7 separate regions of the Mus musculus genome follow, and all the other regions are linked to region 1. Evidence: chromatin contacts called from ENCODE Hi-C data. All regions are on one chromosome and are shown on one strand. The core of a region is the stretch at or near the end of the contact, and the rest is flanking DNA. Distances in the headings are between cores, read along the strand shown. Region 1 holds the start of Gsdma (gasdermin A). Region 2 overlaps Ccm2 (cerebral cavernous malformation 2). Region 3 holds the start of Tbrg4 (transforming growth factor beta regulated gene 4). Region 4 has its middle 14 kb from the start of Gm39575. Region 5 has its middle 76 kb from the start of Gm36720. Region 6 overlaps Tns3 (tensin 3). Region 7 overlaps Tns3 (tensin 3).

The links. Hi-C counts contacts between places; a loop is a spot of excess contacts on that map.
Region 2: a map of T-helper 17 cell shows a loop between it and region 1 (12-fold over the local background). The contact joins the enhancer-like site here to the promoter of Gsdma in region 1. A Hi-C loop is called at or near these places in 3 of 37 maps with a recorded cell type or tissue (T-helper 1 cell, T-helper 17 cell and T-helper 2 cell).
Region 3: a loop to region 1 is called in a map of T-helper 2 cell, with 18 times the contacts of the local background. The contact joins the promoter of Tbrg4 here to the promoter of Gsdma in region 1. A Hi-C loop is called at or near these places in 3 of 37 maps with a recorded cell type or tissue (T-helper 1 cell, T-helper 17 cell and T-helper 2 cell).
Region 4: a map of T-helper 17 cell shows a loop between it and region 1 (19-fold over the local background). The contact joins the enhancer-like site here to the promoter of Gsdma in region 1. A Hi-C loop is called at or near these places in 2 of 37 maps with a recorded cell type or tissue (T-helper 1 cell and T-helper 17 cell).
Region 5: a loop to region 1 is called in a map of T-helper 2 cell, with 28 times the contacts of the local background. The contact joins the enhancer-like site here to the promoter of Gsdma in region 1. A Hi-C loop is called at or near these places in 2 of 37 maps with a recorded cell type or tissue (T-helper 17 cell and T-helper 2 cell).
Region 6: a map of T-helper 1 cell shows a loop between it and region 1 (33-fold over the local background). The contact joins the enhancer-like site here to the promoter of Gsdma in region 1. A Hi-C loop is called at or near these places in 2 of 37 maps with a recorded cell type or tissue (T-helper 1 cell and T-helper 17 cell).
Region 7: a loop to region 1 is called in a map of regulatory T cell, with 22 times the contacts of the local background. The contact joins the enhancer-like site here to the promoter of Gsdma in region 1. A Hi-C loop is called at or near these places in 2 of 37 maps with a recorded cell type or tissue (T-helper 17 cell and regulatory T cell).

What each region holds. Positions count from the first base shown.
Region 1 is chr11:98,662,520-98,666,534 of GRCm38, forward strand. Gsdma (gasdermin A) reads left to right here and starts at 1,832. Exons shown (of 12, transcript NM_021347.4): 1 at 1,832-1,919; 2 at 3,537-3,755; 3 at 3,932-4,015. The coding sequence starts at 3,542.
Region 2 is chr11:6,567,897-6,571,911 of GRCm38, forward strand. It overlaps Ccm2 (cerebral cavernous malformation 2), which reads left to right. Exons shown (of 10, transcript NM_146014.3): 2 at 2,068-2,241. Among named protein-coding and RNA genes, the nearest start is that of Ccm2, 23 kb to the left of the region's middle. Within about 2 kb of position 1,683, at least 2 of the 3 ENCODE cell types and tissues checked have a DNase peak (open chromatin) inside an H3K27ac peak, as active enhancers do.
Region 3 is chr11:6,624,161-6,628,175 of GRCm38, forward strand. Tbrg4 (transforming growth factor beta regulated gene 4) reads right to left here and starts at 1,907. Exons shown (of 12, transcript NM_134011.3): 1 at 1,805-1,907; 2 at 989-1,053; 3 at 1-123. The coding sequence starts at 60.
Region 4 is chr11:6,678,767-6,682,781 of GRCm38, forward strand. No RefSeq gene overlaps it. Among named protein-coding and RNA genes, the nearest start is that of Gm39575, 14 kb to the right of the region's middle. Within about 2 kb of position 1,710, at least 1 of the 3 ENCODE cell types and tissues checked has a DNase peak (open chromatin) inside an H3K27ac peak, as active enhancers do.
Region 5 is chr11:7,502,475-7,506,489 of GRCm38, forward strand. No RefSeq gene overlaps it. Among named protein-coding and RNA genes, the nearest start is that of Gm36720, 76 kb to the left of the region's middle. Within about 2 kb of position 2,023, at least 1 of the 3 ENCODE cell types and tissues checked has a DNase peak (open chromatin) inside an H3K27ac peak, as active enhancers do.
Region 6 is chr11:8,454,843-8,458,857 of GRCm38, forward strand. All of the region lies in intron 20 of Tns3 (tensin 3), which reads right to left. Among named protein-coding and RNA genes, the nearest start is that of Tns3, 210 kb to the right of the region's middle. Within about 2 kb of position 2,122, at least 2 of the 3 ENCODE cell types and tissues checked have a DNase peak (open chromatin) inside an H3K27ac peak, as active enhancers do.
Region 7 is chr11:8,577,837-8,581,851 of GRCm38, forward strand. Tns3 (tensin 3) reads right to left here. Exons shown (of 31, transcript NM_001083587.1): 4 at 1,247-1,285. Among named protein-coding and RNA genes, the nearest start is that of Tns3, 85 kb to the right of the region's middle. Within about 2 kb of position 2,200, at least 1 of the 3 ENCODE cell types and tissues checked has a DNase peak (open chromatin) inside an H3K27ac peak, as active enhancers do.

The DNA of each region.
Region 1 (4,015 bases), core at 582-3,081:
GCTGGAGAGAGATCTGCATGGAGGAAGGACGCCAAGAGAAGCTGATGCCAGGTCAGAGGAAAGAACCGATCGGGAGACTTGGGGCTTTCAGGAAAAACAGACTCCCGTGTGACTGTGCTCAGCTGCTGCTCCACAGATCTTTCAAAGACGAATGAGACAAGAAACCTTGGTCATCACACGCCAGAGGAAGGCACACTCTAGGAAGAGACTTCCAAATGTCTGACCGAGGTAATGGTTGGTTGGGCCACCTTTGCAGAGCTAATTAAGGTGTTCACACAACCTCTGGACTATATATACAAGATTTCAGATGCCCTACATTGTAGTGGTTTAAAGAAACAGAGACAGAAAACTAGGGGGAAAGGAAAAACAGATTTGTATAACACAAATACCACACTTCTGCACTTGTACTGTCATATAACAAAACCATCCCACACACCCAAGAACCCAACTCCACCTTTCCTAAGGGGGATGGGCACCTGACAGCAAACAGGAGCTAGAGCTGTCTGTCTAAGATGCTGATAGCTGTGCCAGGTGAGAAGTGGAAGGGAATGGAGGAAAGAAAAGGGGTGAAGGATGGGGACCAGAGAGGCAGAACAAAGTGTGGAAGGATTCTGAGAAAGTAAAGTAATAAAGTTTTAAAGATATTTTTGCAGAGTGTGAGACTCTTTCCTCACTCCTACCAGTCCCTAAGGAAATCTCCAGGAAACTGCTTCTTCATATGGCCTTGCAGTAAATCACATAAATTGTAATTTAGAGACCTGCCTGTGTGTGTAGAATCCTCTTTTAAGTGATTTCCAAGGAGCAACTTTAATAAGATAATGGGGGCTGGAGAGATGGCTCAGAGGTTAAGAGCACTGACTGCTCCTCCAGAGGTCCTGAATTCAAATCCCAGCAACCACATGGTGGCTCACAACCATCAGTAATAGAATATGTAGTCCTCTTCTGGTATGTCTGAAGAGAGCAGCAGTGCACTAACATGAGAGAGAGAGAGAGAGAGAGAGAGAGAGAGAGAGAGAGAGAGAGAGAGAGAGAGAGAGAGAGAGAGAGAAAGTTCCTGAATGACCTACAGGGAGACAGCTGAACGCCCACAGCATACATCCTGGGCTGTCCGTCATCTCACCGCTGAGATCCACCTCTGCCTGTGTGTGAGCATATATTCCATATACTTAGAGATGCTTCCAAATTATAGAAGGCCATATGAGCTCACTCTATCCTGCCTCCTCAGACTTCTGTGCATACTGGTACCAAGTTATGCATGTGTAGCCAAGGCACATATACACATAGAGAGAGGTAAGAATCAGCAGGCTGATGCATACAAAGTTGAAGGGCAGATTTTCAGCTGCTCTGCTGCCTGTAGTCCCTGAACATACAGGATTTCTTATCACTTATCATTTCCACAAGGCCTCAGATGAATGGCAGGTGCTTCCAGATGACATCAGGGCAGTGATCCACCCTGTATCACCCCTGCACACAATTACACGCATGCATGAGTACACACACACACACTCACATGCACACTCACACACAAATAAGCATAAGTGCATACACACACGCACACAGCCAATTCCCACTGCCTCCCTTCCTCCCCAGTCTATAAGCAAACTTTCAGTCCCCCTTCTTTCTGTCTCAGCCCCAGCAACACAGACACCTGCCTGGCATCTTTTTACCCACCCCCACAGGACCTGAGGCGGGGCACTTCAAACAGGTTGATGCTGTTCTCCTGGAAGTGGAACAAAAAGGGGTGGGGTCATTGTGGGAGGCGGGGTCTGTGGGAGCTTACATCCCCGCCTCCATGGAGGCATAAAGCAGCCAGTCCTGATAAAGGACAGCCAGTCATTCCCTCACCCTATAGACAGAACGAGCTCTGGTTCCTCACCACACACCAGCTGCCAGACAGGATCCAGCATCACCCTTCCCTGGTAAGATCAATGATGGCTGAGGAGGCAGGGGGACATTCTGGGGAACCAGGGGAAGGTTGGGGCCAAATGGGCATGGGATTTCTTATCCTTTATCATGGCCATAAATCTCCCTGCATTTTACTGGGGGTAGGACTCATAGTAGGCCTTAGAGAGAAGAGAGGCAGCCCTTTGAGTGCCACTCTGGTGAAGGGTAGGTCCTTCTAGGTACACTCAGTTGGTCTCTGGAGGGACATAGGCCATCCCAACCCTTCCAGGAACAAGGGCTGGAAAGTATATTGTAGATGGCAGGATGGCCCCAACATCTCTGTGTGCTCCTTCCTGTTTCCCTGCCTCTGTCAAGTACTACAGAAAGGTGAGGCCCATGGAGGCTAGCTGATGTGTCTGATCTCTTCCACCCACCAGGAAAACCTGGGTGTGTCTCCTGGATCCCCAGGTGAGATACCTCGACTTCAAAGACAGAGTCCTAAACTGTCAAACTTGTGATCCTTGCAGGCCCCACATCCTCTTGGTCCCTCTCCCTCCAGCATGTCTCCCAGGACCAAGCTCACTCTTTCTATCCTTGTTTCTACCAGACATGGTGCTGATGCTGTAGAGGTGACTCAGGCCCATTTCCTGCCCTCAGGAAAGTCACAGTTGAGTAGGCAAGGCAGTCAGGTGAACAGATGGATGGTAACAAGATGAATTAGCAGGTGTTTCAGAAGTGGATATACAAGATGCCTTGGGAATGCAGGCAGAGTCACCAAAATGCCCAAAGGAGTAAAGGGGTGAGCAGGTGACATGAGTTGAGTCTTTTTTTTTCCTTCTTACTCCAGTCCTGCTTGCTCAGAGTCCAAAGATTGATTGATTGATTGATTGATTGATTGATTGATTATAAGTACACTGTAGCTCAGATCTCATTATGGATGGTTGTGAGCCACCACGTGGTTGCTGGGATTTGAACTCAGGACCTCCAGAAGAGCAGTCTGTGCTCTTAACTGCTGAGCCATCTCTCCAGTCCTTCAGTTGAGTCTTATAGGACAAATACGAATTCTTTCTATTGGAAAGGGGATATATCGTAAGCAGAACTAACAAAGGCAAAGAAGTAGTTGGGAGAGAGGAACTAGGAAATTTGCCCACTTATACTGGTGTTGCTAGGAGGTGGGTGGGAAGGAAATGGAGGGTGCAAACAAGTGTAGCCTTGCCAAGGAAAGGGCAACTGGGGAAGCTGCCCAGCTCTGACTGCCCAGGCTCCTGGGCCCAGTGCGGTTGCTTCTTTCCCTAGTGTCCACAGGTCCTAGTTTCAACTGTCCCTTAGTGTGACAGGACACTTCCCTTCCCTTGCTGATGACAGACTCTAACTGGGCTCTGTTCTGTGAAGAAGTGAACATGGAATGAGAAAAGAGCCCTTGGCAAAGGGAAAAGCCGGCATCTTGTGTCAGCCATGTGAACTCTAGAGCTCGGGATTGTCCATCACAAAAGAAGGACTCCGTGGGCTCCTTCCAAATCCAACATCCAGATGCTCTAATTGTCTCCCCTCTACTCTAGGAGTGAAGCCTGGTGACAGCCTCTTACAAAGTCCTTACCAGGTCTTGACGACCCCAGCGGCTGCCTGGACATTGTCCATCTCTTTCTCCACAGAGACAATGACTATGTTTGAGAATGTCACCCGGGCCCTGGCTAGACAGCTGAACCCTCGAGGGGATCTGACACCCCTAGACAGCCTCATCGACTTCAAACGCTTCCATCCCTTCTGCCTGGTGCTGAGGAAGAGGAAGAGCACACTGTTCTGGGGAGCCCGCTATGTGCACACCGACTACACTCTCCTGGATGTGCTGGAGCCGGGCAGCTCCCCCTCAGGTCAGCCTCTCACCCAGAGCTGTGAGGCCAGGGCCAGCCATCCTGACCACAGGGAAGATTCTCAAGCTCTCCCCACTGATATGGTTAGGGGTCACCAAGCCCAGAGTTCTCTCTGGGGGTGCTGATGAGTGGGGGTACCTCTCAGCTCAGCTACTTCTGTCTTTTCCCTCCCACAGATCCGACAGACAGTGGCAACTTTAGCTTTAAGAATATGCTGGATGCTCGAGTAGAGGGAGATGTGGATGTGCCAAAGACAGTGA
Region 2 (4,015 bases), core at 433-2,932, about 92 Mb before region 1:
CACCACGCCAGCTAAGCTCTGGGTTCTATTCTTAGCACTGCAGAAAAACAAAACAAAACAGATGGTGTGCATGTTGGAATCCTAGCCGTAGTCCTTGGGACCAGGAGACAGGACTGACGCTCCGTCTCCTCAGCCACACAGTGGGTTTGAAGCTAGCCTGAGCTGTTGGAGACGTCTCAAAAAAGTAGCGGAAGTGCCTGTGCTCAACACTCAGCTACAGCTCTGGAGTTCCTGTCATCTTATCTCTCTCTCTTTTCCACACCAGCAGTGAGTGCAGGAAACTGCCCTGCATGTGTGAACACAAGCGTTTATGTGTGCGTGCATGCATGTGTGTGTGCGTATGTATGTGTGTACTGATCAAGATAGGACTACAGGGTCAATGACAGACCATTCTAGGTCACAGAGGCAGATGCCTGGTGATAGAATCAGCTCCCATGAGTGGAATATTTTAATATTTACAGGGCCGTGGGTCACAATCTTTTCCTACTTTGGATTCAGAGTCGGGTGGGTGGTCATGGGTCATTATCTAGTGTGAGTGGAAGACAGTCTGAGGCTTTGGTGCTGGGCTGTAAAGACAGCCGTTGAAGAGGAGATGGATTGTTGTGAGTAAAAACAGTAACGGAAATAACTGCTGACACCGTTTTCCATTATAATCAAATATAATCAGCTCAGCTCTCTGTAGCTATCGCATGGATTGTTCATGAGAACATGGAACATGCAACAATCATAGCTCATTTTAGAGACCATAGCTCAGCTCATATCCTTGTATGGGAAAGAATCAGGATAGCTCAGACCACCACAGAGGAGTTGAGCCTTGAGCCTGGCGGAAAGCCTGTGGGGAGAGCAGCAGGCATGACGGCTGGGCGTGCACAGCTCTAACACCGAGACTCATGCTGCTGTCTTGTCGGATGGGCCTCCTGGATCTGTGCCCATCTTAGTAGATCAATGGAATAAAACCAAGATAACAAGGACCAAGGATGTGAAGCTAAGGAGGCAGGGAAGCTGTCCACAGCAGGAGGGCACAGGCACAGGCACAGGAAAGGTGTCAGGGTAATTTTCTGAGGCTGGGTGAGTCTTATTTGATTGTTGGTTTCATGCCTGGTGCTGAGAGCTGAGCCTAAGAGTGAGGCTGGGAAGTAGCCACATGCGGCATCTCCTGGGAGCCTTGGCCATGTGAGTCTTGCCTGATAACTTATTCTCTCCGTTTTTTGTTTGTTACTAGCTTGGGGGGAGGGACGGTCAGAGCTGAGCCTGCTGTAGTTTCCCAGCTGCTGCCTGGCTGCCAGGAACATAGTGGGTGAGTGTAGGAGAGATGTCTCTTGCAGAGAGAAAACAGCTAGGGTATCATCTCCTCCTTTCATTGCTCGTGTCTTTGGCCTCTGAGCTGATGCTGTAGATGATGTATTTAAGTGTTTCTCTGAGTGACAAAGAATGGCTGGCAGCGCCATCTTTCCACAGAGTGGGGGATAGCTTCTGTTGCGGTTGTTTAGGAGGCACTAGGTTTGATTCCCCTCTCCCTGGCCCACAAGTTCATTTTGATTACAGGTCGAGTCTTCAAAGCCTCGGTACTAAGCTCACATCCAGCAGGGGTGAGGCTGTGAGGTTAGTGGCTGCCTTGGAGCCCTGCCTGAGGGAAGGGGCTGCATGAGAACCTGGGGCTCAGTTAGCGCCTGGGCTCCTTAGAGCTCATGTGGCCTTGGCTGCTGAGACAGAGGCCTTGTGGGTGGCAGCCCTCCCTGTCCCACTTGCACCTCAGAGCTGAGATGACATGGCTCACAGAGCTGGCAGGAGTTGGAACTCTGCTGTGTGGCTCTCTTCTGGGGGACTGTTCCCCAAATGACAGTGAGTTGCCTTCTGAGTGTGACAGCCACTTAACAGGCCTGTCTGTCCTTGTGCAGAGTCTGAGCTGGCTCCAGAGCCATGCCTCAGCCTCATGTTGGTCCTTTCTCATAGGCTGCTGTGCACAGTCCTATTTTCATGGCGACGGTGCTAACTCTGTTTGTTAGTGGTAGGTACAACACAAATGTGTGAATAATGAACTCCAATCATTGCCATTTCTGCCTGCAGCCTGGAATTGTGTCGCCATTTAAACGAGTATTCCTAAAAGGTGAAAAGAGTAGAGATAAGAAAGCCCATGAGAAGGTGACAGAGAGGCGCCCTCTGCACACTGTGGTGCTGGCGTTACCTGAGCGCGTCGAGCCAGACAGACTGCTGAGCGACTATATTGAGAAGGAGGTGAAGGTAAGTCACCATGGGCCACAGGGCACGCCTGCCAAACAGTTCATTGCCAGCTCTGCATAAATACATTAGCCTGTGTCCTACCCTCTGTCTTGCTTCTGGATGTATCTAATAATGAAAACTCCAAACCCAGTCCCAGTCCTTAGCTTTGGTTTCTGATCCTCTGTGTAGCAGAAGACTACTCTGTCTTGAAGGTCATGGATATTGTGTAAAACAGGGAAACCTCGTCTCCTCCGATTTGCAGACAGATGACAGCAGGCGCTTGTTCCAGGCCCTTGTTTAGGACTCCGATGCTCAGCCTAACGCTGGAGGCCTTATATCTCAGGCCTGCCTGTGCCCAAAAGACTACTCAAGCTGTGTTATGTCCCTGAAAGTAAGTTAATGAAATGATAGAAGCTGTGAGCTCAGAGAGGAGAGGAGAGGTGTTGGTCATAGAAGGCCACTGGAAAGAAGGAAGCGGTGAAGGTGAAGTAGCCTAGTTGGTGGCTCCAGCTGGGTCAGGCCCCTGCAGAGGACAGAGTCCAGTGACTCGGGGGGCTCCAGTGCTGACTAAATATGGATTTGTAGGCACCCTCCACATTGAGAGGAGGGCTTGGGATTTACTGACAGCTGGCATAGGAGTGGGTGGGAGAGCCCCAGCCTGAGCTTCCTGAGTCGGAGCCTGTTAGGGATGGTGTGAGTCCACAACCCCTTTTATGTCCAGGCTTCCGGAATGTCTTGGAAAACACAGACAGGTTACCGTCAAGTGGCGCTCTCCTTGATGCAGCTGAGAAATTCTGCACTGACCTCGGATTCCCGGCCATTCAGCTCGAATGGAACCTAGCGGATAGAAAGCCTGCCCAGCACACAGCTTCAGTCAGCTCTTTAGGGTCTCCTTTAAACACAGGCAGCAGAGCATAAGTGTGCATTTCCTGCAAACTTCTGACATTGAGCCCAAGACAGTAAACATGAATTTGAAAGCAGTGGCTCCAAAGTGAGGGCAGCAGTGGGCATTGTGCGTGCTGATAGTGGATCAAGTTCTGAGGAAAGTGTTGTTGGATAGCTTTGTTGCTGTGAACATGGGAGTGTGGGAACCTATGTGTGGATAGGTGTGCCAGCCAGTCACTCACTGGGGTAATCAGATGAATGACGGGCTCATCTGCTGTTGGCTGCTAGTGAGCTATTTTCAACTGATAAGAACAAACTGAAATTTTGGTTGTTAAAATTTTTTAAGTGAATGAATTGATTGGTTTTATACATATAGAATTTTTTTTTTTTTGAATTTTCAAGACAGGGTTTTGCTGTATATTCCTGGCTGCCCTGGAACTCACGCTGTAGACCAGGCTGGCCTTGAACTCAGAAATCCGCCTGCCTCTGCCACCCAAGTGCTGGGATTAAAGCGTGCACCACCACTGCCTGACCATATAGATGTTTTATTTACCTGTATGTCTATGTACCACATGCATCAATGCCCACAGAAGCCAGAGGAGGATGTGGGGTATGTGGGGTTCCCTGGGTCTGCTGCTGAGAAATGGAACCCAGGTCTTCTAGAAGACCTCAGCCATCTCTCTAGCTCTGGTTTGCTTTTCTAAGACAATATCTCACTATGTGTCTTAGGCTACCCTTAACTGAAGGTCTTCTATCCTCTGCCTCCCAAGAGATGGGATTGAGGGTGTGTGCACTACACCTGGTATATAAACTGTTTAGACAGGAGTACTCAAATGCTAAAAAGTATACCTCAGTAAATACATAGACCAGTAACATAGTTATATTGAGTACTTTTCTCTGCTTTGACAGA
Region 3 (4,015 bases), core at 657-3,156, about 92 Mb before region 1:
AACTAGGCGGGTAGCCTCTCGAAGCAGGCAGGTACACCGCTTCATCAGGCGAACGGCCATGATGCTGGGCGCAGGGAAGAGGGAGGGAGGGAGGGAAGACTCCTAGTAGGTGACTCCGAAGTCCTGAAAAGAAAACGGAGTATTACAGGACACCATGACAACGGCAGGAAGACCCAGCGATTCTAAACAACTGCCCTCAATCATTACAGCCATTACATATGAGACAGCACTTTCTGAAGCATAAGTCTCGGGAGCTTCTGCTTCAGGAGAGAGTGGTCAGATAGCACAGCTCGGCATTCAGCCCCGGACGCACCAGGCCTGGTTGTACTTTCAAACTCTCCAGGTCCTCCTCAATGCTTCCTTCATGCAAATCTGGGCACGTTTCTAATTTTAAAGGAATCCAGGATCAAAAAATTATTGGCTTAAATATTCTAAGTCGAACGATTCTTCCAGATAACCAAAATTCAGTCCCTAGCATCCTCATTGAGGGACTCACAACTGCCTGTAACTCCAGCTCCAGGGACCTGACTCTCTCCCGGGCTGTGTGCCTGCATGTGTCCCCGTGTTCACTTATATACATAGAAAGAAACAAGACTACAATTACTTTACATAGCTAAGGATGACCTTGAACTTCTCTATTCCTCTTGCGGCCACCTCCCAAGTGCTAACATTAAAGATAGCCAATCACTCCTGGTTTATTCAGTGCCGAAGATCAAATCTAGGCCTTTATGTGAGCTAGACAAGCAGTTCCAACTGAGTCACACCCCAGAACCCTTAAAGCAAAACTCACAAATTGAATCGATCACCGCAAACAAGCCCTAACACCACCCAGAGTCACCACCTTGCCAATCTTAATCCAACCCCTACAATACAGGCTCTGTTCCAACTACACTTCACACTTTTATCTCACAATGCAAAACTGGCTACTGCGTTCTCTGCCAATCACAGGGCACGGCATTGCCTTTTTCTAAGTCCTGCAAAATGTTACCTTTTTCGAGAACACGCTACATAACCACATGACGTTTCTTTCGGCAAGTCTGCCAGTCTTGTTCCCTAAGGTGAGATAGAACCAAATGAGACAAGTTACTGGACTTTGCTTCAACTAAAGGAGAAAACACCTCAATTTTTTCTGCTTCCGGGATTCGGGTATATAGCTAGCTTAATTTTACTGTTATGTGAACACATTACTGCAGCTGTAAAAAGATTAGCTTAATTATACTTACACGGAAATAAAATATGGTTCAGAAGGGGGACATCTGCCCAAACCCAATATCCATCACTTACTGAACCCAGACAGTAAAGAAGCGCTGGAGAGCCGGGCGTGGTGGTGCACGCCTTTAATCCCAGCACTTTGGAGGCAGAGGCAGGTGGATTTCTGAGTTCGAGGCCAGCCTGGTCTACAGAGTGAGTTCCAGGACAGCCAGGGCTACACAGAGAAACCCTGTCTCAAAAAACCAAAAAAAAAAAAAAAAAAAAAAAAAAAAAGCACTGGCAAACTACCGATTTTCAAGACCTGCGACTAAGTAAATATCGACCCTGAAACCTAAAATGCAGAAACACGAAAAGTGACTGGCAGGGGACGCCAAGGGTCACTGCGGGCAGCGGAGCTTCCCGGGATAGGCCTCGTGTCTACCGCGGGCCGAGGAGCGCGTGCGCAATCGCAGCCCGGAACCGAATTTGCAACCGAACAGCGCCCTTGGGGCACGGTGTCGAGAGTCCCTTTCCTGGCTCCCCCCACAACAGCCCCGCCGGTCCTTACTAACTGCTGCCCTTCCCAGCCACGCTTCCCGTCTCGGATACCCACGTTCAGAAACCCGGTCTCTCCAGGACGCCAGACTGCGGCGGCGATCACCCTCACTGACCTCCATCAGCCTACGGCCTCCACGCGGCCTGGCGCGCTCACTGACGTCACTGGCGCGCCGCCGGAAGCTAGGTGGCCCAGTGCTCCCGGACGGAGGCCACGCCCTCCGCCCCTTCCGCAGTCGCCATCTTTGTTGCGCTCAGGCTTCCGGTACTGGGAAGTGTAGTGAGATCCTGGTCGTGGGAAACGTAGACGGGAAGGAGAGGGTGAATTCTACACGGCAGGGCACGTCGGGCCAGAGTCTCCTACTTGTGCGGAGTTTGGGTAGCGACTCTGATGTCAGCCCGTTCTGCCCCACTCCCTTGGGCCTTTCACAGGTCCTGTAGGAGAGGCGTGAGTTGGGACCGCCGTGTTGACTTTGGGGTTCGGGGCGGGAAGGCATTGCCAGGTGTCGGGTAATTACAGAGAAGCGAGTTGTAGCTCCAGCTGAAGGTCTTTTCGGAAATGCAAGCAGTTTGTCTAGATTAAACAAGTAAAGGACATACCGTATACAACGGCACACCGATAAATTGCTGTAATCTCAGTAATGGAGGCAGGAGGCCGAGGGCTAGCCTGTACTACTGTGGAGGCCCTGCATCAAGAAGCAGAATAGCCGGGCGTGGTGGCACACACCTTAAAACCCCAGCCAGGAGACAGGAAAAAGGATCTTTGAGGTCGTGGCTAGCTTGGTCTACATACCAAGTTTAGGACAGCCGGGACGACCTGGAGAAGGCCCTGCCTTAGCGCACGGCAGGACTGAGGAGATAGTACAAAATGCTGGGTAGGATGGTTGGGAGGTGAGTTTTCCCAGTAATCCCAGTGCTAGGAAACCACAGACGGCATCTCTGGGACAAAGGTGTATGTGTGCATGAAGAGATCACAGGAAAACTTGGGGAAATTTGTTTCTTCCAATCATGTGGGATCTGGGAATTGAACTCACAGTCAAGTGGCCCCTAAACTAACTGTCTGTTTTCCTAGACAGCGTTTCTCCTTGTAGCCTTGGCTGTTTTGGAACTCGCTGTGTAGACCAGGCTGGTCTTGAACTCACAGAGATCCCCCTCCTTCTGCCTCTGGAGTGCAGGACAAAAGACATGCCCCACCCCCACCCCCAGGTCCCCACTAAGTTATCCTGCTGGCCCTAATTTTGTAGAAAGGAAAATTTAACTTAAAATTTTCCTTGAAAAATCTTTATGTTTGTAAGAGTGTATTACTTCTCTCCTTTGTGGCTAAAATCAAGCGTAAACGCTGGTTCTTGTTAATAAAAGATTGCTGAATTATCCAGGGAAGCTTCTCTTGCTTTAGCCTTACAGTAGCTAGCATTATATTGCCACACTAGCTTTACCTTGGTGGTTCTTGTTTAAGAGTCTCATGCTGAATTCAAAATTTAGCTCAAAAAGGTCAGAGATAATATAGATATAAAACTCCTAAGGGGAAACACATTTTTACTATCTTGGATTAAACAGTAGTTTCTTAGTAGGAAACCAAAAGCAAAAATGACAAAAAGGAAAAACAAACAAACAAAACAAAGATAAAATGGACCAGAAAGGAAATGAAGGGTTGCAGTGGTGGACATACCACCACAGCCAGCTGAGAATGTATAAAATTCTTAGTGCTGGGACTGTTGTCTTGGAGGCCTACTGCCTCTGTTTGCTAAATAGGCCTAGTCCTGGAAGCTTCTAGCCTCTGTAGAATCTTATCTAGGCCTAGAATGTTTTCAGCCTCTGAGACTTGTTGCTGAATAAGCTCACCCTTTCTAGCTTCTTTTGAGCTGGTCAACTCAGCTGTTCTGGCTCAAAACTCCTCTCCACACTCTCCACACTCTCCACACTGACTGATTCAAGCTGGCTTCTTTCTTGGCCTCTTGACTGTTTTGCTTGAACTCCTACTAACTTTGGCAATCTGTTGTAATCTTCTGGGTCCTCATTCTCTGGCTCCTGTCTTCACTTGTGTCTAATTTATTCACTCGGCAATCTGCCTCTGTACAACTGTCGCAGTAAAACCGCTTCCTTCCTTTTCTCTGCGCTGCCCCTCAAGTAGCTTCCCTTTCCTCTTGTGAGAGTTGGGCAGATCATATTCTGTCAGATCCTTCTCTGATTCTTCACTTCACCTGCCACTCAATTAGGTAGACATCACTTTCAAACATGGGTGCTTCCTTCTACAAACTTACTTTACTGT
Region 4 (4,015 bases), core at 460-2,959, about 92 Mb before region 1:
CTAGAAATTCTGAGACGTGAGCGAAGTCAGCAGATCATAATCATTATGGTTTGAGCAGATCTGATTCTGAGACTGAGAGATTAACTTGAACATACTTGAAGAAGAAAGAATGTGCTCACAGGCTTTCAATAACAGTTAATAAGGTTGGTATTGCATGTATTCTTATTATCTATCCATCTATCTATCTATCTATCTATCTATCTATCTATCTATCTATCTATCTATCTATCTATCTGTCTGTCTGTCTAATACATCCATCCATCTGTTCATCTTCCAGCTTTCCATCAAAGTAACAAAATACATGAGCTAATCACTTTAAAAAGAAAAAAGGTTTAGTTAGTTCATGTTTTTGGATCATGGTTATTATCACAGTGGCAGCCTAGTACAGCATGCTAGGACAGTGTGGCAGAGGCCCTGGCAACAGGATAGCAAAGAGGAAGGAGCAATGCCCCAATGACCTAACTTCCTTTGCTGGACACTATCTCCTAAGGTTCCACTATTTTCCAGTAGTGCTACAGGCTGAGAAAGAAGCTTTGAATACGTGGGTGGTGTGGGAAAATCCCAGCCTCACTCTTTCTTTCCTTCCTTTCTTATGAATATCCAGGTTTTTTAATATTCATGTGAAATGGGTAACAAGGGAAGTCATGCCAGCTGCACATTTGGACTAAAATGAAAAAAAAAAGAAAATTCAAAAGAAAAACCATTCTGTATAGTTTTGGCTAAGAGAGATAAATTATGAATTTATAACAATAAACTATGAATTTATAACAATAAAAAGCAGAGTGGGCTCAGGGAGATGGGGAAAAAGGGTGGGTCAGGCAAGACAGAGTATGTAGGAAAATTCCACGAGGAAACCTAATTTATTCTAAGTAAAGAAAGGATAACAGCAAGAGAACCATTTATATATCAAAATCCACCAGATATGTTCACACACACATCCATACACACACACACACACACACACACACACACACACACACACACACACACACACACACACACGACAGGGCAAGAAGGCAAAACTTGCGCCCTCAGCATGACCCTACGTGGGCACGGTCTACTCCACAGCATCGGCATGGTGGAGATTGTCTTACCATTGGCTGAAGAAAGAAAATGCTGAGATGCTGCCTGGGGAGTACGCCATAACAGCCCCGCCCCCTCCCCCTCCATGTGATGTGGGAGCCTCAGATGCAATCAGGAAGCAAAATGAAAGAGAGCATTCAGCTCAACAGCAGCAACAGCAGCAGCAGCAGCAGCAACAACAACAACAACAACAACAAAATAGTACAGAAACTCCCAAAAGAATAGGAGGAAATCAATTACGATACAGTGACGAAATGGGAGAGAAGGAGACCTGGTCAGGGAAACGCGTTTCTGTAGGGAGTGCCGATGAGGTCAGGGAGACTTCGTTGAGCGTCAACCGAGCTCCACCACCGAGCTCTATCTTGAACCCACAGGATGGAAGGAGAGAATCTGATCTCCACACGTAAAACCACACTGTGTGTGTGTGTGTGTGTGTGTGTGTGTGTGTGTGTGTGTGTGTGTGTTGGGGAGGGGCCAGACATGGGAACAGGATGGTGGCAGTTTCTGTAGTCAGAAATTGAAACATTTCCTGACAACAATGGAGAAGCTGCTAAGGAAGAAGAGTGGACATCCAGCCCCGACACACAGCAGATCCTTCCTGAGTGTCTGCTGCCTCTCCGGAGCCAGCTTTGAGATCAGCACATCCTGTGACCCACAGGCCCGCACCCTCTGAGGCGGCTGCTCTTCCCTGATCTTTTGCAGAGGAAACTGAGGCCCTGTTATGTTCTCAATGGCACACAGCCATGAGCACTGTGGAGACTGTTAGAACAGCGGCCTGCATCTTTAGGCCAAATCCCACGGCTTGAGTCAGGCCACGCCTCCCTGCCCCTCCCCCTGGGACTCCGTGCTGTGCCTTGACAGCTCTTGATTTATGATACCTGGTTCTTCTCCGTGCTCCTTGCCAAAGAAGCGGTGATGAACTAAATCATGTGATGGGAAACTTTCTGCCACTCCTAAAAGTTATAAAAAAGTCAAACCTTCTCTTAGTTCTGGGAGTTTAGTCCTGAGAGAATTCTGAGGGAGATTTGTTCAGGGAGATTGCTTTGAAGGGACTCCTCCGGCCCCTTCCTTGCTATCCCAACCTCTCTCTCTCTCTCTCTCTCTCTCTCTCTCTCTCTCTCTCTCTCTCTCCCTCCCTCCCTCCCTCCCTCCATCTGTCTCTCTCTGTCTCCCCCACCTCCTCTCTCATTTAAGCCCCTTTCCAGACTTTCAAGGGAAGCCCACCCTTGCACTTAGCACATCATGTATAGATCTCCATATATTGCATTGCTTCTGTATAATCACCCCCACTCCCCGTCAACATACACGCCGAGGCCTCCTCCTTCTAATAAACCTCACTGCAGGCTCTAAGGAACTGTGTTAGCTTCTTTTGCGGGCTGGCTGTGGCTGTCTTGCTTCTTTTTTACATAGAAAAGATTAGCCATGGACTTATATGACACCAAACACTGGTGCTTTGGACCAGTTCCTCGTTGATTTGGACGTGAGAGAATTGTAGGCTCTGGACTGACCCAGGCTTATCCTTGCTTCTGCCTGAATATCTGTCCTGCAGAGACATTCTCCACAGCAGTCAAGGGGTCCTGTCCCTAACTAGGGTTGTCTATGAATTTCTGGGAACTCATTGGGGTGTACACCTGAATGGTTTCTCTCATCTAGTCTCACATCACATCACTAGGGTTCCACCCTTACCACTCATGACCCGTGGGGACATCAAAGTACATATGATAAGACCTGGCCTAGGTCACCTAAGAGCAGGGATAATTAGAGCCTATCCCCATTCCTGCTTCCACCATTCTGTCCCCAAATCCTGATCTATTTGTGATGGATTTCTTCCTCTTGTTTTGAATGAGAGTGGCCCCAGAGACTCATATGCTTGAATGCTGGATCCCCAGTTAATGGAACTATTTGGGAAGGATTGGAAGGTGTGTCCTTGCTGGAGGAGGTGTGTCACTGGGATTGGACTTTGAGGTTTCAAAAGCCCACTCTCCCTCTCATCCTGTCTGTGTTGCCATATAACTTGCCTTCTATAATTGTAGCAAGCCCCTATTAGACGATTTCTTTTATAAGAGTTGCCTTGTCATGGCCTTCACAGTAACAGAACAATAACTTAGACAGAAGTTGGTACCTGGGGTTGGGTATTGCTGTGACAGGTTTGACTATGCTGTTTCTTGGAAAAATATGGAAGACTTTGGGATTTTGGGCTAGAAAAGTAGTGAAATGCTTTAATCAGGACTTAAAACAGCCATCCTAGTAGGAGCTTGGAAGACTTAAAAGCAACTCAGAGTATGAAGGCCCAGCTGAAGAGGTTTCAGAGGGGATGACCATTGCCAAGTGGCCTAAAGACCATACTTGCCATATTTTGGGGAAAAAATGTGGCTGCTTTCTGCCCTTGTTCAAAAGCCTTGCCTGAGGCTAAACTATGGAGTTTTAGATTACTATTACTGGCAGAGGAGATTTCAAGACAGCCTAGTCTTGGCTGGTGGTTTGGATGAGAATGGCCCCCATAGACTCGTGTGTTTGAGTGGTTGGTTCACAGGGAGTTGCACTATTAAGGGGTGTGGCCTGGCTGTAGTAGGTGTGGCTTTGTGTCACTAGGGGATGGGTTTTGAGTTCTCAGAAATTCAAAACCAGGCCTTGTAGCTTAAAGTTTCTCTTCTTGCTGCCTAGAACTCTTCTCCAGCACCATGTCTACATGTGTTCCATATGATAATAATGAACTAAACTTCTGAAACTGTAAGCCAGCCCCAGTGAAATTGTTTCCTTTATAAGAGTTGCTGTGGTCATGGTGTCTCTTCACAGCAATAGAACCCTCCAACTATGACACATGGTTATTAGTGATCTTATCACTATGATCTTATGGGCGATCTTATGATCTTTCTTATGAGTGATCTACAGTCTTATGAATGATCTACAGTGAAAACTTGGGGCAAAAAGA
Region 5 (4,015 bases), core at 773-3,272, about 91 Mb before region 1:
TCTAAATACTTATCACTATACCTACACATAAGTGTAGCCCTCACAACATGTCAAAAGGGCTTCTTTATAGAAGATGGGTAATACTACAGATATCAGTGACTGGTGAAAATGCAGAGGAAACTGAATAGCAGGTATGTGTAACAATAATAATTAAATAAATAATAATTAAAGACACTACAAGTTTAGGAACGAGTCTTCATGTATAAATTTTGTTAAAAAAATTTTTAGCAACTATTAAAACAGTAGTTTTCACAGCAGGAAATGCTACCAGGCATTAAAAAATAATCACTTCATCTTAACAATGGAATGCTTTTGTAGGAAACGAGAAACTCTGTGTTGTAGGAGTAAGTCTTCCGGTATCACATTTCATGGTGAGTAAACCTCCCAGGACTTCATGAGAAATAAGCAAGTTTACCCTGTGAGGCTTCACTGTGGTGGTTTATGTATGCTTGGCCCTGGGAGTGACACTGTTAGGAGGTCTGGCCTTGTTGGAGTAGGTGTGGCCTTTTTGAAGGAAGTGTGTCACTGTGGGGGTGGATCTGTGACTTTCCTCCTTGCCATATGGTACTTATGAGAGTTGCTGTGGTCATGATACCTCTTTATAGCAAAGGAAACCCTAGCTAAGACACACAGAAATACTCAATAATTAAAGTGGGAAACAGAAAATCAATGATTTAAAAGAATTATATATTCTCAAAAAATGATTTAATTGACATTTATGGATCAGTTCACCTGATAATAGCCCATTCTTGTCAATTACTAATGATGTTGAACCTTGGAATGCTACATGGTCAGCCCATAGGGATGGAGACTAGGAAAATTTGCTCCAGAAAAGTACATACTTGAAAAATAAATAGGTGTCTATAGCATGCTCATTTATTTTTTAAAAATCACTACTCTCTGATTTTCACAAATAGTGGCATTTCGACAAATGAATTTGTAACTTTAGCATCATCTTTAATTGAAAAGCAGATTTTAAAATGTAAACAAATGTTCAAGGGGCTCAGCAAAACAATGCCCTCCCCCTCAAACGCCCCAAACCAAAACCACAGCAAAACATTGGCAGATTCATACTTACTGGTTGGAAGTCACATGTAAATGTATAACATCCAAGAGGATGTGGTACGACCTTACTGTGAACTTTGCCTTAAGTATACATGAATAAGTTGATATCCATGTACACAAAATTCTTCCTTTCATATAGCATATAAAAGTCAACTAAAATCAACCACAGACTTGTTTGCAACTGCTTTGTCCTGTCCAAAAAATATTATTTCACCAAAGACATGAATGACTGGAACTGTGTGTGCAAGACTTCACAGATCAAACAATCCCAGATCGAGCTTGAATGGAGGAGGGCCAATCAACTCCTCCTACTATTGGCAGTTGATGGCTGCTATGAGAGGAAGAGCCACTTTTCTTCAGGAGAGCAGGCTCTGAAGAGCTACCCATACTCCAGGTAATAGTGCCACACCCGTGCACAGGCACACCACTAGATGCATAAACAAATGCCTTTGAGAAGGCAGAGGAGAAAGTATTTGAACTTCTAACAGTTTGACATCAACCATCCCATGCATGTATCTAATATCAGAATGTACCCTATAACGATGCACAAATGCAATGTCTTAATAAATTAAAATTGACTGCACTGTAGTCTAAGTTGGGCTCTGAGGATATACAAACTAGTTAACACACTTAATCCATGGCTGCCCCTAACCACCTCATCAGGCACAAGGCCCCACTCACCCTCTGCTGTGTGTTCAGGTTTTCAGCGCGTATGGAAGGGGTAGGTAAACTATTATAGCAAGGACGTTCTTTGATGGAGGGGGGGGGGTTGGGGAGGGAAGGTCAGTGGCCCACAGAAGTAGGAACTTCAGCCTCTATGACTCGAGTCCTTAGTGCCAACAGGCCTAGTTACTGTAACATCCAGATGCCTGGCACAGGACGCCTCATCACACAGACCTGGGCTACACCACAGACTGGCATTTGGGATTAGAAATCGCTCGTATTCCTCTTGTTCACAACAGCCAGGGCAGTCATCCGAAACAGCCTCAGGAAAGAGGAAGGCCAGCCATTCACAACACAGCCTTCCCTTTCCCTCCTCAAGCTACACACGGTCTTTATTAGGATCTTTCCCTTTTCTGCTCAGAAAATTCTCTCTGGAAAGAAATGTGCCTGGAAACCAAATGTCCATTGTCTCCTTCTGGGAGCAGGTGCGCCTTCACTTCCCCTCTGAAGAAATTCCCAGCTTCTCAGGCTTGGGGTCATGGCCAACAGCTGTGGGAAAGGAAGGTGCTGAGAAACCCCTGGTGTAGCCCTGGGCAATCTCCTGGGGTGTGTGGCTGACCACACCTGTGTACCCTGTGACCTCTTCCATCCCTTGACCCATGGAGACACACCTCAGGATTTCCTGTCCACAAGGGCCCCCCGTCACACCATCACAGTATAAACATCCACCCCTCCCCCGCAGGAATATGCTTCTTTCATTGAGTGATTCATTTTCTAGTCTGGTGTTTTGGGCATCCTGCTCAATTTTAGGAAGGAGTGTGAAGTGCAGGCAATCCCATAACACAGGCAACACCATGAGAATCTGTAGTTCACAGGACACAGTTGGCCATCTCACAGTGCTCTGTGGGATTGCCTTGATCGGTTCATGTGGCAGTGTGCCAGCAGCTCGCTGGCACTTCAGTTCAAACTGGACACTATGAGCTGACACCCTGTCCCCGAACACTTTGAATTTACTATGGTCGATCTGGCTTGCGTTATGAAATACATTTGTATAGAACTTTGCATTATAAAAAATGGAAAACTCGCCTTATCAATTCGTGCCATTAATTCTGGTGGGACTTCTATTAGAAAATGTTGAGTAAGCACCTACTGAGGGGACAGTATGCCTTAGATCCTAATCCACTAACTGATAAGCTTAGAATATAGTTTGGTTTTTAACTTTTCTCAGTGTTCATTTATAATTTTTAGTGTGATACTCTGAACACATCTTTTCTGAAATGTATTCCTATATAGGGTATATTTGCATGCTGTCATGTGTAACATTTTAAAATGTTATTTTTAACTAATGCTACTTAGTTCAAATAATGATCTTTTCCAACCTTATCTTAGACTGTTGTGATCTTAAGACTCATAATTTTTTAGATTCCATGTGATTTCTACTATTACATCTAGAAAAGTATGCTCATTTTGTATGCCTTTTTACCTTCTTATTTAAGACTAGCTTGGACAAATAGTATATTATTAAATAACAGTTATACTGAACTTACAAATTCTCTCAGCTTTCATTTATTTGGAAATGTCCTTATTCAAACTTTACGAGGTATAGTTGGTAGATATAGAGTTTTTTGCTTGGTCATTTATTTTAGCACATTAAAGATATTGTTTCATTTTCTTCGGTTTATAATATTTCCATCAAGGAGGAAACACTAATTGTTATTGCTAGGTATCTATATGCAGTGTTGTTCTTTTTTTTTAAATTAGGTACTTTCTTCATTCACGTCTCCAGTGCTATACCAAAAGTCCCCCACACCCTCCCCCCCACTCCCCCTTTTTAATGGTCGCTTTAATTTTATTTTTTCATGCTTGGAGGATGTCTTATTCTGGTGTGTTTTGCTGTGCCTTGCTTCTTGTTCACTTCTATTCTTCTATGTGAGGAAATACTGTCTTAGTAAGCTCAGGAAAAAGCCATCATTTTAAATCTTTTTCCTTCTTTCTGGAACTCTAGACAAGAGTATGTTCAATCACTCTGCATTGTCTAATTCTAGAGGAATCTGTGTGCCTTAGAAATGACTTTTCCCCTCTGTGTCCATTCGGCTGTTGATCTGCTGCTAACCCGAGCCAGTTGCATTTTTTATTCCTTCATTTTCTCATCTGCCCACCTATTCTTTTTAACTTCTTGAGACTATTTATCTGTCTCATAATTCCTTCCATTCTGCCACTATGCACTTTATTTTAAGATTAATCTGTTCCTATCCCCACTCCCCACATCCCAGCCTCCTGTTGCACT
Region 6 (4,015 bases), core at 872-3,371, about 90 Mb before region 1:
GAAAAGGGGAAAAGGGGAAAGGGGGAAAAGGGGAAAAGGGGAAAGGGGGAAAAGGGGAAAGGGGGAAAAGGGGAAAAGGGGAAAAGGGGAAAAGGGGAAAAGGGGAAAAGGGAAAGGCAAAGGGAAGGGAAGGGAAGGGAAGGGAAGGGAAGGGAAGGAAAGGAAAGGAAAGGAAAGGAAAGGAAAGGAAAGGAAAGGAAAGGAAAGGAAAGGAAAACGAAAACGTGTGAAAACCAGGACAAAACATGGACAAAATGCGGCAACTTGTCCATTCAGGAACCATGATGGGCCAGGAATTTCTGTGCTATTTTTTCAGCTCTTATTAAAATTCTCAGTATAGGAAAAGTCAGTACTGATGTGCTATTTGTATATAGAGGATGGTGAATGCCTGTGTCTTCTGGGATTTATCTCTAAGTCCTTGGGACAGGTGTAGCCTCCTTATCCCTGCCCCCAGTACAATCCACAATAAATATTTAAAAATAAATGCTTTATGTACTAATTAACTAACTGTATGGTTGTCTAAGACCATCCTTCACATTTTCTGTAGCAGCTATGGCAGAGAAACAATTTTACATGCTGTTTAAACCATCGCTCCCTTTACTGTCTTCCAGGTGAAAACTTCTCTCCATCCACATCCGTCTGCATTTACTTTCCATCTAAGATGAACCAAAGAAGGAAAGCAGAAAGGGGGACCGACACCATCAGGGTCTTGTTCTCGAGAGGCAAGGATTTGTCCGAGACTAAGGCCTGGAGGGAGGTGGGCTTGAGGCTTCCAGGAGGACCCTTAGATGACTACCTTCTGTCTAGAGGGAGCCTAGATGCCTTCCTTGTAGAGTTTATCAGTTACTCTACCTTTTGCTGTTACGGGAGGAACCATATATTGTTGCTGACAGTTGGAGCATGCATGGGAACAGGAGAATGAGACAGCTGTAGCTTAGGAAGCAAACAGTGAACAGGAAACATGGCTGAGCTGTAAGACCTCACAGCCATCACTTCCTTCAGTGAGACTCCGCCTCCTAGGGCTTTCATAACCTTCTAAACCAGTGAAACCATCTGGGGATCAAGTACGCATAAACACAGGCGCCTGGGGGCGGGAAGAATTCACATTTAAACTACAGCGTGGTGGAGGTGGCATTTGCTTAAGACCAGGAAGGACAGACAGTGGGCTTCAGGTGGCTACAACAGGCTTGAAGAATGCCAACCACTGGCCTACCGCTCATGCAGAGGAGCCGTCCCTACCCTTCCCTGGTGGTACATAGAGGGGGTTCTGGTCATGCACATAATGAGTGCATGGATGGATGGATGGATGCATGGGTGTGTGCATAGATGGACAAACCAACTAATAGATAAATGGGTGGTGGGTGGATGGATAGATAAATGGATAAGGAGGAATAACTGGCTTAGAACGTTAGAGCTTGATGGGGAAGTTCTGCCAGAGTCTAGCTGGAGGGTGGAAGTTAGTGTAGATCACCCCTAGGATCTAGTCCCAAGGAGCAGCACAGATCTTTGGAGTCTTAGGAACTATTCACCAGTGAAGGCTAACACTTCTGCCTGAGAATTATATACAAACCAGCAAAGGATGGAGGAGTGAGGTGCTCAGTACCTAGACCTGTGATTGTTGCTGCTCCAGGGGACCCCACACAGCCTAGGGCAACCCTTACTCCTCCTGGTCTCTGTTTGCTGAGTTCCTGAGCCTTGAGAATCTGGGAAACCCATGCCAGAATTCAGAAGCACTGAATATGCTTACATGGCGCCAAAGGTGCCCTTCAAATGAGCACAGAAGGAGGAAAATCAAATCGCTCTCTGTCCCTGTTATCACTGTGTTTTTCCAGAAAACAGCAAGCCCAGCACTTCCCATGAAAGTGGCTTTGTTTATCATTCATTAGCGCAGACTCTGGGGGCACTGTGGCTGTGTGGTTCCCTCTTGTCCCTGGCCTTGTGTCAGGACTTAACCCTTCCTTTACCCACTGTGTTGCTTGTTTATTGCTAAGTGCTTGATGCAGAGTCTTGGTACAATTTCTTCTGCAGAGCCCCTTCCCCTGCCTGCACTCAGAAATGTCCATCAGCAAAAGGCAAGCCCTGCACAGCTGAATGCCACAGCAGAAACTCAATTACTCTCCGGGCCACTGCATCCACAGAAACGTGGGTGCCAGCTGCCTTTTTTAAGAGGGCAGAACAATAATCCAGTCTGATGAGCAGATTGCAAAACTAAGAAGACACAGGTGGGGGTACCAGTTAGCATGGCACCTACCCAGAGCAGGAGCAGAGCTGCCACCTTAAAAGGCTACCTTCGGGGCCAGAGGACCCCACAGGCGCTTTATCTACTTTGCATGCGAGAAAAGATGGGCCTCTTTCCTGATTTCTCCTGTGTATAAAATATGCAGGGCAGTGCATAAAATCGAAACCCCACAGAACTGGGAGGTGGAGGGCATATGCTGAAATCTTACTCAAGGAACTGATACGGGCTCCAGTCAAGCCGAAGTCTGAAGATCCTCTGTGCAGGTTTCTACAAATTCACTCACGAGAAGAGCAGATAAAATAATGAGCCCTGTTCTTTAACCTCAACATGAGGGTCACAGTGATACTGCTGGTGAAATATCACCAGCCAGGAGGGTGAACAGACTGTCCCAACCTCGGGTCTATTTCCTCAACTCTGCACCTAAAACCAACCTAGAAATGACCCAACATGGTGACAGAAATCCTGAGGGGAAAGAGGACAGTGACTGTTACCGTTTGTGGAATCAGCACCTCTACTGTTCTTAGCAAAGTGGCAAGGACAATGAGGGCTCTCCTCTGCTCTGAACAATGTCCTTCAGTGAAAGGGACATACAGGCACCACAGAAGGGGCAACAGGTTTTTAAAGCAACTCTTCAGAGGGTCTACATACAGGGCAGACCCAGACCTTCCAAACTCTGCCTTCCTGAAGCACGCAATGAGTTTCCATGGCAGGGAGAGTCAGATGGGGTCCTGCCCAGACCCCATTTAGTTGCTGGGAATCTTCTCAATATATCCTTTATTCTTTTCTCCACAGGATACACTCACATTTTTCCTCTGCAGCTCAAATGCAGAGAAAGGGGTGGAAGGGATAAAACTGTTTGGAATTCCGAGCTTATCCCATTTTCTGGGTTTCACTTCAAGCCTGTGTGTATCCTTGGTGCCCTGTGGTTTTGGGGACACAGAGACCTCTGTCTATCATTCCTTCCAGGCCAGGCCGGAACTGGGGGGCATATGTTGAGCCTCTTGGGATCTCAGGAATGCCTGGATTCTCCTCGCTGTTCCCACTTCCTCCACTTCCGTCGCCAGAAGGGGTCTCTGGCATTCTTCCACATGGTCTATTTTTATGCTGTCTTTCAAAAGCTGCTGCAGGAGTGTTCTGTGGGAAGCTGGACAACAGTCGCTCTGCACTGGCTACTGTTGACTTGTAAGTTAGCAGGCAGACTCTGTAGTTATGGGCAAGACCACTGCTGGCCTGGGAGCCTAGGCAGTAGGAATATTGTCTTCATCCATCCATCCACCCATCTACCCACCTAAATATGTATCTATCTACCTACCACTCCTGCATCTATCCATCCATCCATGCCTGCATCCATCTATCCATGCATTCATCCACCCATTCATCCATCTCTGTCTTCGTACCTCCTTACTAGTCAGACCACAGTTAATTCTTTTGCCATCACTTGAAAGTTCTGGCCATCAGCATATCTCTTAGCCTAAATCTCTCTGGCACAGCACATGAGATACTGTATACATTCTCAAGCTCTGGGGCCGCAGAGCTCTTCTTCCTTACATTCTTATCAATTGAAGTTATAATAGATGATTTCTGGAGTTTGTTTAGATAAACACTTAAAAGTTCTATTTCTAGAAGGCAAAACTTTTTAATGGGAGGTTTGATAGTAGTGAAATTTTAAAAAGATGTCCTTAGCTTATAATTCTGCTCTCTAAAAACTATAAGGCTATTCAAAGCAGCTTTTTGAAAGCAAGGGAAAAATGGCCAGGCAGTCATTATCATGAGAAT
Region 7 (4,015 bases), core at 950-3,449, about 90 Mb before region 1:
TGTGTGTTTGTGTGTTAGTTGCTAACCAAAGAAGCTTAAAACCTTTTTTTTTAAATTAAGCATCATCTATGCCATTATGGTTGGCTACTCCATAGCAGTTTGTGTAAACACCACCTAGCAGGGTAACTCTCAGAATGTGCTTCTATCAAGGAATGCATGTTGCATTTCTTTCATTTGGCTGCCAGCTAGGTCACGGAGCACCACCATCCTCACTGAAAACAGAAGGAGACTGAGGCTCATCATGGAGACCAGGATCTAAGCTTGGCTTCTTCAAGAGAACAAGGCTGGTGTGCCACCTCTCAGCTGAGGCCTCAGAGATTGCTTTACCACCCTACAAGACAAGCCAGGACCAGCCTCCTGTCTACAGACCTCTGGGCTCCATCCACAAAGACATAACAGTAGGAAAACAAGCAAAGACCCTAACTGAGCCATCGGGTGCTACATACGGGAAAGCAGAGTGGCGCCATGACCCCATCCACTTTGCAAACGTCAAGCAACACACATGAAAGGCACCTTGCTGGAAGTGTCGGGCTCACTGTTTTCCCTCACAAGTGAGGCTGGGAGAGTGTATACTCCCCAAGCAACCCTGGGTGGCATCACAGGGGCCTCCTCAGAGCCACTCCTGACTGGTGGTAACAAGGCTGCCTGTCTCCTACCTCCTAGTTCACAGGCCTGCTGCAAGTTAAGAAGTCACTAGAAACAAAGAGCAGGTGGTCTTGACATTCAAAGCAGAACCCAGTAAGGAGCAAAGGGAAACTTTACACTCACCCAATGACACGTCACAGAGAAAGGGTTGCTATGTTTACTCTCAGTGAGATAAAAGCATGGCATATGTTAGAGGTGAATGCCACACTGTGCCTCTGGCACTGCTACTGACTGGGCTCAGCACCTTAAGCCGGGGGTCCAAGCCCCAAAGGTAAATGCTACTGATCCTACAGGTTGCCACTGCAAAAGAACATGGGCATTTGCTTCCTTTTTTGTTTCGTTTGAGAGACAAGATTCCTCTGCATAGCCCTGGCTGTCCTGGAACTCACTTTGTACACCATGTTGGCCTTGAACACTGCCTACCTCTGCCTTCTGAGTACTGGGACCACCTCTTAGGTGGGTGGATTTTCTATCTTAACAAAAACAAAGGAGAGTGCCTTTCTACCCTCTAAGTGAGAAAAATCCCCAAGGAAGGCAGAGCCTGTACAGAGACCACCCTGGCTGCTCATACCAGAGCCCCAAAGGAATGTGAAAGTCTTACCTGGTCCAGGTGGACTTGCACAGAGCAGGGAGTCACCACCTTAAAGAAAGAAAAGAAACATGAACAAGGGCTTCTCAGGTAGCAGGTACAGGAGCCACAAAGCGGTCCCCAGAGGCTGGCACTGTGTCACAGCACCTGTAGTCAACACGATCCACATTCTCCTAACTCTGAGGAAGTTCTAGTTCTTTCCGAGAATCTTAGAAAAGAAGTAATAACACACCCATCCAAAACTTTTTTTTTAAATCTACACATCATTCATAAAAATAGAAGTTCACCTTGAATGTCAAGCAACCAGTTAGTGTACCTCCAGCTAAGTCCTTCCTCATTGGGCAACATGAGACGCTGGGGCCAGAGAAGGTGGAGGTCTCTGCAGGGTGGTTTCAAGCTGGAACTGGTGAGTGTAAACTTTCACATTTATGGATTTTTCTTTTCTCTACAATGTGGGTTCCTTTCTCTAGAACTTCCTATGCATGTGAAACTGAAAACATAGTCTACGCATATCTCCTCCTGAGATAGTGGAAAGGGCTTCCCTTGGACTCTCCCAGAGTCAGCTCGCTAAGCTTCCAGGGAAAAGCAGTAAAACCTCTAAGAACAACACCCTGCTTTCAGGGCAGCTGGGAGATGAAGTGTGCTCAAGCAGAGACTGCTGTGTCCTGAGCTAAAGTCCCCGTGGGAGTCAAAACGTGGACGTGCTTCTTGTTTGTCCAGGAGGCTGCTGAGGACCTTGCTCATGTGACATGTCTTACTCCCCAGCTTTCTCCTGGCTCACCCACGTTAGACCCCCTGGGTAACTCCCCTTCTTAAAGAGTTTTCTGGAACTATGGAAAGGAAGGCTGTCCAGTCACGGTAGTTTCCATTTGGGAGCAGTAGGTAGCAGTATGACCTTGGTCTCTGATGTGGACACTATTTATAGTGCTTATCTTCCTTAGTAAGTTTCTCAAGAGCTATGTGACACATGGCCACTCATCTGTCTGGGACACGCCATTATTCCACCAGGACGCTGACTCATATTCTTGGCAGAGAGAGGGGTCCTCTGCTTTGCACTCACGCTTCCCTCTAACCAGCTCTTCATCTCCTCTGTGCTCATACAATGACTGGCAGCAGAAACACATATTTTGAATTCATACACTCTCAGTGTCTCCTGTACATATTAGATTTTGATGGGTGGATGGGGGAAGAAGCCAACAAATAAACACAGAGTGAAAACTAACCCATGGCTTTGGACACTCAGGGAACTGGTACTAGAACCATGTGGGCCAGTGATGGGAGTCGGTGATGGCGCTGAACAAGGGGAACTCATGGTTAATAAAGAATTATGGTTCAATCCACTCCAGCAAGCCTCCACTGGGGCACACAGGCATCCTAGTACCAGTTAGTAATTTATGCGCAATCAGTCTCTGCCTTTAAGATGTCACCTGTATTCCACAACACAGAATACTACTTACCCATTGGTAAGCAGAAAAGGCCTAACAGGACATGAAGAGCCAAAGAGGCACATTAAATGTGGATCGCTAAGCTGAAGCAACCAACTCGAAGATGCTACCCTCTGCATGATTCCGACTATGACATTTTAGAGAATGGAAAGTTAGAGAAAGAATAAAATGTGTGTGGTTATCAGGGGCTGCAGGAAGAGAAGAGGAAGAGGAAAAACAGACAATGTTGAGAGCAGTTGAACTATTCTCACCGCCACTGTAACGATGGGCACATGTCACTAACAACAGTCCAGACCCACAGATGGACCAACACCCCAATGAACCCCGTGTGTAAATTATAGGCTTGTGGACTTTGGTTAACAATGTATTGATGTTGACTCACCAGGTACTATGCATTAGACAGATTTTAAATATACCAAACGCATGCTTAATTTTCTATAAACTGAAAACTGTCCTAAATATAGTTTACCAATATTTTCAAGTAACTGACCAGAAGCATATGTGGGAGGAATTCCTATACCATGCCAGAAACTCGAGTTTAAAAATGATGGATAAGGGTTTGGCATGGGCACACATCTTTAACGCAAGAATTTGGGAAATAGAGGAAGAATCTGTCAGTTTGAAGCCAGCCTGGTCTACAAAGAGTTCAGACCAGAGAAGGATACATAGGGAGACCTTGTTTAAACATCACACACACACTCACACACACACACACACACACACACACACACACACACACGGCAGGGGGTCTTCTACATCGCACATCCCCCTATAAACAGGTGCTGTGCAGTGTGCAGCTCCAGGGACTAGAAATGAGACATAAGCTCTGTGATCAGGTTACTCAAGTCCTAGGCAGACCATCTACAATCAACAAAACACATCACGATATGTCCTTCCAATTTAGCTACAACCAGATATCAGGACGAGAGAAACCTGGCTATAATCGGCATTTGTAGTTTACTTCTCCTTGTGTAAAGCAAGAGCAGTAACTGACCACAGACAGAACCGCATTGCCTCTCTCAGGATGCTCCCATTCTTGGTTCATGCCAGTTAACCTGGCATTAAGAAACATGGACGGCCAGCAGTCCTGTGATTGGGCTCAGTGGCTATCTTTGTGGGCTCATAGGTTCCAACTGCCATTCAACCTGTCTAGAAAGCAGGACAGTTTCTCCACACTTCTTTCTACTCTCTGGAGCCCACAAAGCTCTGGGGCTCTGTCACTACTGCTCTTGCCCCTGTGACCTGTGGACCCACCTACCCAACTCCCCAACTTCATCTCTTGAGGATGAAGAGCCAGCGGGAGCAGGATGAAGATATAGAAAGAGCAGGCAGTTGT